Linked DNA regions of Homo sapiens: all the other regions are linked to region 2. The links are chromatin contacts, found by Hi-C or POLR2A ChIA-PET in ENCODE. All regions are on one chromosome and are shown on one strand. Each heading gives the region's core, a stretch centred on a gene start or an enhancer-like site at or near the end of the contact. The rest is flanking DNA. Distances are from core to core; before and after follow the strand shown. Region 1 holds the start of LINC02967 (long intergenic non-protein coding RNA 2967). Region 2 has its middle 200 kb from the start of SYNDIG1. Region 3 holds the start of SYNDIG1 (synapse differentiation inducing 1).

What was found. Hi-C counts contacts between places; a loop is a spot of excess contacts on that map. ChIA-PET counts read pairs that join two places held with the same protein, here RNA polymerase II (POLR2A). Pooled maps may share reads with other maps.
Region 1: a map with no recorded cell type shows a loop between it and region 2 (5-fold over the local background). The contact joins the promoter of LINC02967 here to the enhancer-like site in region 2. A Hi-C loop is called at or near these places in 1 of 168 maps with a recorded cell type or tissue (CD8-positive, alpha-beta T cell), 2 of 37 single-sample maps with no recorded cell type and 1 of 50 pooled maps. POLR2A ChIA-PET finds 5 or more read pairs at or near these places in 1 of 52 experiments (activated CD8-positive, alpha-beta memory T cell).
Region 3: a pooled map shows a loop between it and region 2 (10-fold over the local background). The contact joins the promoter of SYNDIG1 here to the enhancer-like site in region 2. A Hi-C loop is called at or near these places in 1 of 50 pooled maps. POLR2A ChIA-PET finds 5 or more read pairs at or near these places in 2 of 52 experiments (activated T-cell and naive thymus-derived CD8-positive, alpha-beta T cell).

Annotation. Positions count from the first base shown.
Region 1 is chr20:24,917,229-24,920,401 of GRCh38, reverse strand. It overlaps LINC02967 (long intergenic non-protein coding RNA 2967), which reads right to left and starts at 1,838. Exons shown (of 3, transcript XR_001754563.2): 1 at 408-1,838. RefSeq lists enhancers at 1,268-1,901, 2,168-2,237 and a silencer at 1,958-2,017.
Region 2 is chr20:24,672,470-24,675,548 of GRCh38, reverse strand. No RefSeq gene overlaps it. Among named protein-coding and RNA genes, the nearest start is that of SYNDIG1, 200 kb to the right of the region's middle. Within about 2 kb of position 1,733, at least 4 of the 41 ENCODE cell types and tissues checked have a DNase peak (open chromatin) inside an H3K27ac peak, as active enhancers do.
Region 3 is chr20:24,468,237-24,471,196 of GRCh38, reverse strand. It overlaps SYNDIG1 (synapse differentiation inducing 1), which reads right to left and starts at 1,568. Exons shown (of 4, transcript NM_024893.3): 1 at 1,444-1,568.

The sequences.
Region 1 (3,173 bases), core at 589-3,088, 240 kb before region 2:
AATCTATTTCACACAAAGTTCTAAGTTTCTCTGATGTCATAGTAACCCCATAGTGTCCATTAAATCCCTTCTTAAAATTTTTCAACATAGTTCCTAGTGGAGTGAGCTTACTTTGTGTCTGACCCATGTTTCCTCGAGACAAAACACCAAGCTCATACCACGCACACCACAGAACAAAGAACGGGTTAAAAGGGCACAAACACACTTTTTCAGTTTACACCAAACAGAATCAAAACCAAAATCAGAGCATCCAGAAATCCAAGCCAGGTCAAAACCAAAACCAAAGTATCAAGCAATTCAAGTCAAGTCAAAAACAAAAACCAAAATGCCAGTACAGGCACACCATGGGTGATCAGGCCACGCTTCCACTCAAATGGAGTGGGGCAAGTTCCAAAGACCAGTCTTACCAAGTTTCAGATGTCCAGACTTAAAGTGCCAGTTCCTTCCTGGTGTTCAGCCACTGCGTTGATCCTCCATGGGGGCCTGCCATACACTGCTCTGATGAGGCGTTCCACAGGGGCAAGTGCCTACCCGGGAACGCTCTCAGGATCCACGTCGCTCGAGCTGGCCGGAGTCCCCCGCAGGGATGCTCCACAGGGCAGGCCTAAGCTGCCTAAGGGGCTGACTCGACCATCCAGTAATCACCTCGCTTCCCGGTCAGGGAACCAAGAAATGTAGCAGGATGAGCCGCAGACAAAACTCCTCAGACCCGGATTAAAGAAGGAAGAGAAGGAAGAGGTTTTTATTCGGCTGGTAGCATCGGCAGACTCAAGTCTTAAGAGCTGAGCTCCCCGAAAAAGAAATTCCTAGCCCTTTTAAGGGCTTACAACTCTAAGGGGTCCACGTGAAAGGGTCATGATAGATCAAGTAAGTGTGAGGAACGTGACTAGGGGCTACATACATCAGCTAACAGAACAAAAAGTTTTGCAGTGCTTTCTCATACAATGTCTGGAATTTACAGATAACACCAGTAGTTTTGGTCAGGGGTTAATATTATTATTATTGTTTTAACCACCAGGGCCAGGTGGCGGCGCCAAGGTCGTCTAGCTATTTATCTTACTTCTGTTTCTTTCCAACTTTTTGCTTTCTCCCTTTTCTACTGTCTTATAAACTAGGGAAAAGGGGAGGTGGGGAAGCTGGGAAGGACAACAGGAGAAGTGGTGGTCTCATTCCATAAGAACACTTAAGATCCTATGTAGCAATGTTCAAGCAGGTGTACACTGTCACTAACTAGAGTCACCACGTTGTACAACAGATCTCTTGAACCAGCTGTGTCTTCATTGAATCCTATCATTTTACAGACAAGGAAACGGGCATGCAGAGAGCAAGAAGTTGCCAGAAGTTACGCAAGGCTGGGGATCAGGCCCCGGCAGCATGGTCCTGGCTCCTGGGTCCTCAAGGCTGTCCGCCTTGTGGGCAAGGACCACTCAGGCCCCTGCTGGGCCCAGGCCTGGGATTGAGTGACCCGTGAACTCTGCCTGCAGACGCCAACTTGCCAGTGGGGTGGGGGTGGCCTCTGGCTGTGGCCTGCGTGTGCCAGGAGACAGAAGGGCATCGCTGATCCAGGAGTGTGCACAAAGTGTGCAGGGCAGGAGTGAGGTGGTCTCAGGAGTCTCATGTGTGCATGAGAGAGACTTTTTCTGTGCAAAAACAATGTATGAAAGAAACACAAAACCTCCTGGGGCAGATTTCCAGAGAAAGAGAGGAGTCAGGGGGAGGTGGCGTTCACTACCTTTCTGTTCTGTTTGCACTCGACTTCTAAAAGTCAGTGGTGGTTTTCTTGCTGCTGGGCTGGAAGATCTTTTTCGGTCTGTGTTTCTCCATGAAGAATGCAATTCAATTTCTCCAGACTGTTGCGAGCCGAAGGAGAGCGTCGGCCACAGGGTGGCGCTGTGATCCCAGCCATGAGCACGGCCCGGCCTGAGCGCATTTTCCAGCTTTCCGTAGGCCCCGGCTGGCTTCCCTCTTCAGCTGTGAGACCTTGGCAGCGCCCCCGCCCCCCTCCCCTGTGCCGGGACCTGCCCCAGTCCCTAGCCTGCTCCGCAGCGGCGGTGGGGACCTCAGTCGCCCTGAGCCCTTTCCGGGAAAATGCAATTTGGGGCATGAGACAGGGCCTCTAAACCGCAAGGCCTTCTGCGATTTCAGTTATGAGTCCGTGGGGAAAATCCTGCAAATAAATCTCCCAGGCTTGGCAGGCCCCTCACCCACCCACCGGGCCTCTGGCGTGGAGAATCTCGGCGTTTGGGGGTTGGAGGGTTCCACTTAACTTAGCTGCACGGGTCACTGCAAAGCTTAGTCCTGGAGCCACCATCCCTTCCATCATTCTCAGACCTTCTGAGGCCAGGGATCGGGACCACGTGGTGGGGGCCTGTGGCCACCAGGTCTGGGATGCTAGCTGGGGGATCCGAGGGTGGGGCCTGGCATCATGGAAGGCTCTTCCTTCACATATCTGGAGTGGCGCTGGCTGCTGGCTGGATCTCGGTGGGCTGGGGTGGGAACGCCTCCACGTGGCCTGCCTGGTGGCCACCTGGGCTTCCTCACAGCCTGGTGGCCGGGCTCTGAGCATGAGAGTTCCCTGGAGCAGCAAGTGGAAGTCATCCTTTTTTATGACTTAGCCTCGAAAGTCACCTAGTATCACTTTTGCCAGAATTGCAGACCCGCTCAGATTCAAGAGATGGGAAACCAAGCAGACCCCACCTCTTGGTGGGACAGTGTCAGGTCCTATCACCAGAAAGCAGATGGGAGGGACGTACTGGTGTGGCACCTTTGGAACGTCATCTGCTCAAGTGTGTCCAGAGAGAATTAAAGTCTAAGCCTCCCAGGAGGGCTCTCGGTTCTTCGGAGAAATGCCATTTCCAGCCTCTCTAGCCCTCACCATTCCCCACTTGCTGGCCACTGGCAACTCTCACCCCTGATACTGACCCAGCCACAGAGCTGCTGCTCACCTGTGTCAGCTGCAGCTCCTCCATGCTGAAAAACAAAGCCAACCAAAACTGGAGAACCCAACTGGAATGGTTTTAAACAGTAAAGGGATTTCTGAAACTCCTACCTGGAGAATCTAGCAGTAAGTGAGCTTCATGAACCTGCGCAGGGGCCGCCTGCTTCCCGCAATGCTGGGCACAGCTGGGGCAGTGGAGACTGTGGTCCTGCAGTGCCCGGTGCAGGAGGGGCCG
Region 2 (3,079 bases), core at 484-2,983:
TCAGGAAGAGGGCAGCCACCCACAAGCCAAGGAGAGACCTCGGAAGAACCAGTCCTGCTGACAGCTGATCTGGGACTTCCAGGCTCCAGAACATGGGAAGTACATTTCCGTTGTCTAAGCCGCCTGGTCTGTGATGTTCGTTACGGCAGCCCTGGCAAAGCCACACAGGCAACTCCTCAAGAGGCCACTCTCCAGACGGGTGTGTTTTGGGTGTTTGGCCTCCTGGGGAGCTACTCGTACCTGAACTCTGACTCTGGCCTGTTGTGGACCAGCTCTGCCATCAGGCAAAGTACTGGTTCTCTGAGCCTCTGTTTCCCCATCTGTAGAGTGGGAAGGTTAAAACCCATATCCCCCTTGAGGGCTGTGGTGGGGCTTCAAAGGGAGAGCTTGTGATGGTGTCTGCTACACACTGGCAGTGCAGGGGCCCTCCAGACACACGGGCTGCCTTCCCTTTCTGGGACCAATCACCTTCCCCTCCAGAGAGAAGACCTGAGTTTCATCTTCCCAAGCTCAAAATATAATCTGATTGATTCTACCCAGCTGAGTGGTGGGGACCAAGAATCCCAATCAAGGGCAGTGGAGAGGGCGGGCAAGGCCTTCTCAGTCCCAGAACCTCACACCTGGAAAACTGGGAAGGCCACACCTCCATTTCCTTTGCAAACTAGCGGCCAGCAAAGCTAACTATGCCAGAAGGTGCGTGTGTGGAGTGGAGTGTGTAGCAGTTGAGACCACCAATCTGGGATTCGGGCGGAGCTGGAGCAAAGCTGAGATTTGTACCAGCTGTGTGACCTGGGACAATTTATTTCCTAACCTCTTTGAGCCTTGGCCTTCCATCTGGGACATGGGGATCACGAGGATACAGACCCCTGAGACCACCGTACAGATGAAGATGACATCATAGAATGCTCCATGATTGGCAGAACCCTCCCTCCGCACCATGCCCCTCTATCAGTGCCCCTCATCCTCAATGTGAGAATGGGCATGATGGGTCTGAAAAGGGAGAACCCCAGGCTGATTCTTCCTCTGCCAGCGCCCTACTGTCAAGATGATCTTCTCGGCCCATTAGAAACAAGGCCCTGCCTTACGTACCCTGCCATAGGCAATGCTCAACAGTGGCCATCTGAGTGACTGAAGGAGAGCGCTGTGGCCGCTCACTGATCCCCTTTAGGAAGGGAGACCATCGCCCAGGTGTGGGGGTCCTGGGGAGCACCTCCATCTCTCCCAAAGCTGACAGAGCTGCGTAGGCAGGAACCCGCCCCCACACAAGCACCACAGATATGTGCACATGGGGCCAGATGCAGCATTTGCAAAGTGTTGATGGAAGCCTGAGAACTGGAAGAGTGTCCCAGGAAGCTGGAAGAATGAATGAGTCTCCCTCAAGGTTGCTACTCTGGCCTGAGCAGCACCTCCCACCACAAACACATGCTCTTGGACTTGGGTGGTCTACGGCCTTGACCCCTTCCCTAGGCCCCTGCCCCTGCATTGAGGGCGCGGTGCCCATGGCCTTGGTTCTGCCCCTGCACTGTCTCCAGTGAGGTTGTGCACTTCTCCAGCTCTGCCCCCTTCCTCATCTTTGTTTCCCAAGGGCCCACTGTAGCCCTTGTACACAATAGGTGCTCAGCAATGCTTGTGAAACTGTCCTGGCATTCACAAGGGGGCATGGAATGCCTGCCCCGTGCATTGCACCTCTGGCTTTATTCCACAGTGATGCTGAGTGACTCAGAATGAACAAACCTGCAGATAACTAAATGAAAGCCCAAACCTCCCCTACAGCCTCTGATAGGCCTTGTCCAACCTCTTTTCAAATGCAGTCCTCTCCTAATTCATGTAGAAGGAGCAGAAGGAACCATACTTTTTCTGTGAGCAGTCGTGCTCTGTGGGTCTGATTTCTTGCCCACAGCTTGCACAATGCAGAGCACATGGTTCCCAGCCTCATCTAGACCACCATCCCGGAAAGGATGGCAAGGCTGCTGGTGATGCCTGTGCCCCACCCGGTTAGACCCTGGTCCTCGCCCACAGCGGAGTAGCTGGGAAGGAGGCTCACCCACCACCCAGGAGACTTGAGTCCCCACCTACCATGACCTGGCTGACTTGGGCTCATTCCTCTCCTGTGGGGCCTGTCTCTGTCCTCTGTGGATAAGACCCACAGCCCTTTCTGGATCAGAGGATTTCTGGGACTCAGTGACTGAGCGGCCCTGAAAGCTTTCTCTACAAAGCCCCAGGCCACCTCCAGTGGGAGGCAGTGGCCATTTCACTGCTCCTGTTTGATGGGAATCAGCACACTGCTGGTGAAGGCAGGTGGAAGTGTGCACCAGGCAGCTGAAGTGATGTTCGACTCCACAGGCTTCTTGCAGGGCTCAGAGGAGGGGGTGGCTCCCTTGTTCCCTTTCTCCACTTTCCCTTCCTCTCTTCAGCTAAACTATGATAGGGGTGTTCAGGGAAGTCCTTTCATAGGTCTGTGAGTGGATTCCAAGCTTACTTGGCAGGTTCCATCTGGATGGTGACTAATTCAGAGCCACTTTTCAAAATGTGAATGTTTGTGTTGTGAGTAACCAACCCGGGTGGAATAGTGCAGGGATTCTCAGCATTGCTGAGGTTTGGGGTCAGCTAGCTCTCTTTGTGGGGGTTGTCCTGGGCATTGTAGGATGTTGAGCAGCATCCCTGACTCTATCCATAAGAGGGGTAGTTGTGATAACCAAAAATGTCTCCCCAAACATTCACAAGTATCTCCCAGGAGTGGGTACAAAGCTGACACCGGTTGCTGATTCTATTTGCTGTCAGACCTCTGTTATCCCCGAGCATGGATGGCTCACCCAGGCCCCCGGCTGCATATTCTCCAGGCCTTTGCCTTCCACGTCAACCACTGCAGTCACCACTTTCTTGTGAACTGGACTCAGATGAAGCCTTGGGGTGGGGGTTGTGGGGAGGTCCCTTTCATGCCTGAAAGGCTGCACCTGCTCCGGGGGAAGCCACACATCAGGGCAGGGCATTTGGAAGAAGCCTGACATCCCCAGCTTCTCTCCTGGTGCAAATCATCCTGGTACCACATACTCCCCAAAGGGGATGCTCAGTGCAGGGG
Region 3 (2,960 bases), core at 319-2,818, 200 kb after region 2:
TCGCAGCCTAGCACGGAGAAGTTGGCCGGCTCTGGGGGCTATGAGGCTGCTCACCCCACAGGCGCAGGTCTACGCAGCACACACACCACCTCCTTCTTTGGACTCAGACCAAACACGCTGGGCTGTAGGAGGGAGACGGACAGATACACGGACTCGCGCGCGCACGCCTCACCAACTGATTCCAACCAGAAAACGGAGCCACTGTGTAACGCCCAGCCCCCCTCCCCTCGACACCCCCAATCAGCCAAGCCTTCGGCCGGTGTCTGCTGCACTAAACACCAGGACGTGGCCAGGGAAGGCGCAGGCATCGGTCCGAGCCAGGAGCGCCGCGGCGCCAGCGCATCTGACGTCGCAGGAGGACTGTGCGCACCTGAAGTCTGGGTGCCAAGCGCCCAAGCCTCTGCGTGCAACGAAACCCCCAAAGGAAAACAGGACTACCAGAAGACCCCTTCCTCTCGTCTTTCAGAAACGCCAAGCGGCCCCTCTGGCCGCCTCCTCAAAGCTCGGCTGCCAGAGCCACTCTAGTAGGGTCTTGCAAAAAGCGCATAGGGACAAAGCCCCTTCCCTAAGAAAAGTGCCCAACTCATCCAGTGAGCCATTCCTTCCTCCTCACTGCCCAGAGAGTGCACATGAAGAGGCAGAAATCACGACTAGGAAAAAGCGAGATTCAAATTGGAACCAAAAAAGCGTATGTGCTCGCTCCCATCTCGGCGCCAGGGCTGTGGCTCCCAGGGCTGCAGGCTGTCGCGGCTGCCAGGGGCCAGACAGCTTTTGAAGGCAGGTCTTGTCCTGGCTAGAGGAAAGAGGCTCCAGGAGTCTCTGCTTCCGCCACGGTCGCCCGTCGGGATTCCCCATCCCAAGCGCGCTTGCACCTTGCCTGCCGCTCCGCTCGGAGAATTAGTCTGTTTCCCTTCCTACTCCCAAACAGACCTAGGTCCCCAGCTCCGTGGCCGCCCGGCTCACCAGCCCTGGCTGGTCTCCTTCGGGTCACTCCGAGGGGCAGCCCGAACCCGCAGAGCCTTGGCCCGCCGCGCGCCCTCATGGCCCTGCTGGGCAGCCTGGCTCCGCTACGCTCTCAGTTCTCGGTCTCACCAGCTCCCATCGAATTCGCACAGCAGCCCCTTCGCGTCTCCCGGGGTGGCAAGGCACCAAGGTGCAGCCCAGGCCAGCATCGACCCCTTCCTGGGCATTTTCTCTGCCGGCTCAGCTCCCCCTCCCGCCCTGCGACCCCGTGTCTCCCAAGTCTCGTCGCGGCGACCACCCGGACTTACCGCGGGCGCCACGCCGCCGCCGGGTCTGCGCGCTCCGAGGCGGAGCCAGGACTAGGACACCCGCCAGCGCAGGGCAGCCTCCAGCTCCCGCCGCCAGCTCGCGGCCCCTGCCGCGACCCCGCCCACTGCGGGCCCCTCCGCCCGCCCCCGCGGCCGGGAGGTCTGGACTTACCTCCGGGACAAGGTGACCCGGCAAGTGCGCCCAAGCGGCCGCCCGCGACTCTCCCGAGCGAGCGAGCGTGCGGGGCGGTGCGGCGCCCGCCTCTGCTCCTCCGCTGCCAGGCTCTCTCCTCCTCTGCCCTCCCCTCAGCGCCGCTCTGCTCCCCACGCCTCTCCCCGCCCTGCGCTCTCCGCCTGCGCCCCCGGCTGCCCCGAGCGCCGGGCGCGGGGCAGCGGCGGCAGCCCGAGCGGCGGGGAGTCGGGAGCTGCGGCGCCGGGGCGGAGCCCAACCCTCTCGGCCCCCGGGAGAGGAAGGGGTGCGGGGAGACTCTCGTCGCGCTCGCCTGGCCGGCAGGCTGGGCGAGGGGCGCCCTGGGGCGAGCCGCTCCTCTTCGCTTGCCGAGCCTGCCGACGCGCGTGCTGGAGGCAGCGGGCGCGGGCCCCGGGGGAGGAGGGCAGGGAAGAGAAGGAGGGCGCAGCCCGCGCGAAGGTGGCCACCAACTTTGGCCCAGACCAGGGAGGCCCTAGCGGGGGATCGCGTCCAGATGGTGGCCCGCGGCCAGTGTCTGACAATGTGAGGGCCACAGAGGCTGGGGGCGGGGGATAGCTGCGGGGGACTAGGAGGACAGGAATTTGCTGCCCGACTAGAGGAAGGGATGGCTCCCCTCGGTCCTAAAGGCCTCCCCAGGCTGCGGTTCGGTTTTGAGGTTAAAAATGACCCAATTTATGGATCCGGCGAATGTTCAAGTCCTGACCAGCTAAGCCCTGGAGGAGCAAGCGGGCGCGGAGTTCAGACTCCAGAGACCCCCTCAGCCCTGAGCCAGCCTGTTGTTGGCCCATGGCGGGCCCGCCCCAGTTGGAATTGGAAGGAAACTAGGGCGGTGGTAAGACAGTCTGCGTTCTAGGAGCGGAGGAGGTGGTGTTTGCAGTGTAGATTTCATAGAGAATCAACTCTGAAAAAAAGATTTACCAGAAAGGGGGTCAAAAGTTATTTAGAAAAGCATCTGTGCGCCCCCGTTTCAACACTAGGCAGAGGCCCCAGTCCTGCCACCCGCAGGCTGGTACACTGGTGGTCAGAGAAGGTTAAGCTCCAGAGTTCCATGGCTCCCAACCTTCCTAGAGCCCTCCCTCCTGCCTGGTAACCCACCATTGCGCTGCGTCTTGCCCAGGTGTCCTGGTGGGCAGGGGCAGGAGTTAAAGGTGGTGCCAGGAACAAGAGGTCCTTCCTATATTCCTTTCAGGGGACGTGGCTTCTAGGGAGCCTCCGCAGCCCAAAGAGAATGCTGAAATGCAGAGTGCCAGAAGGAGGCATTTGAAGGAGGCGCGGATGAGTGGAACCAGTACTATCACCTGAATTCCATCCCCGTCTTCATGTCTGCAGCCCCGCGAGACACACCTGATGTTTCTTCCTTTAGGTCCCCAGAGCTGCAAGGCTGTGGTCTGGAACACTCAGAAACGGGCACTGTTCATTTCTCCCATCTAGCAGAACTTCTCAACTTGGAAGAACATGCCACCACACTTTAATAAAGC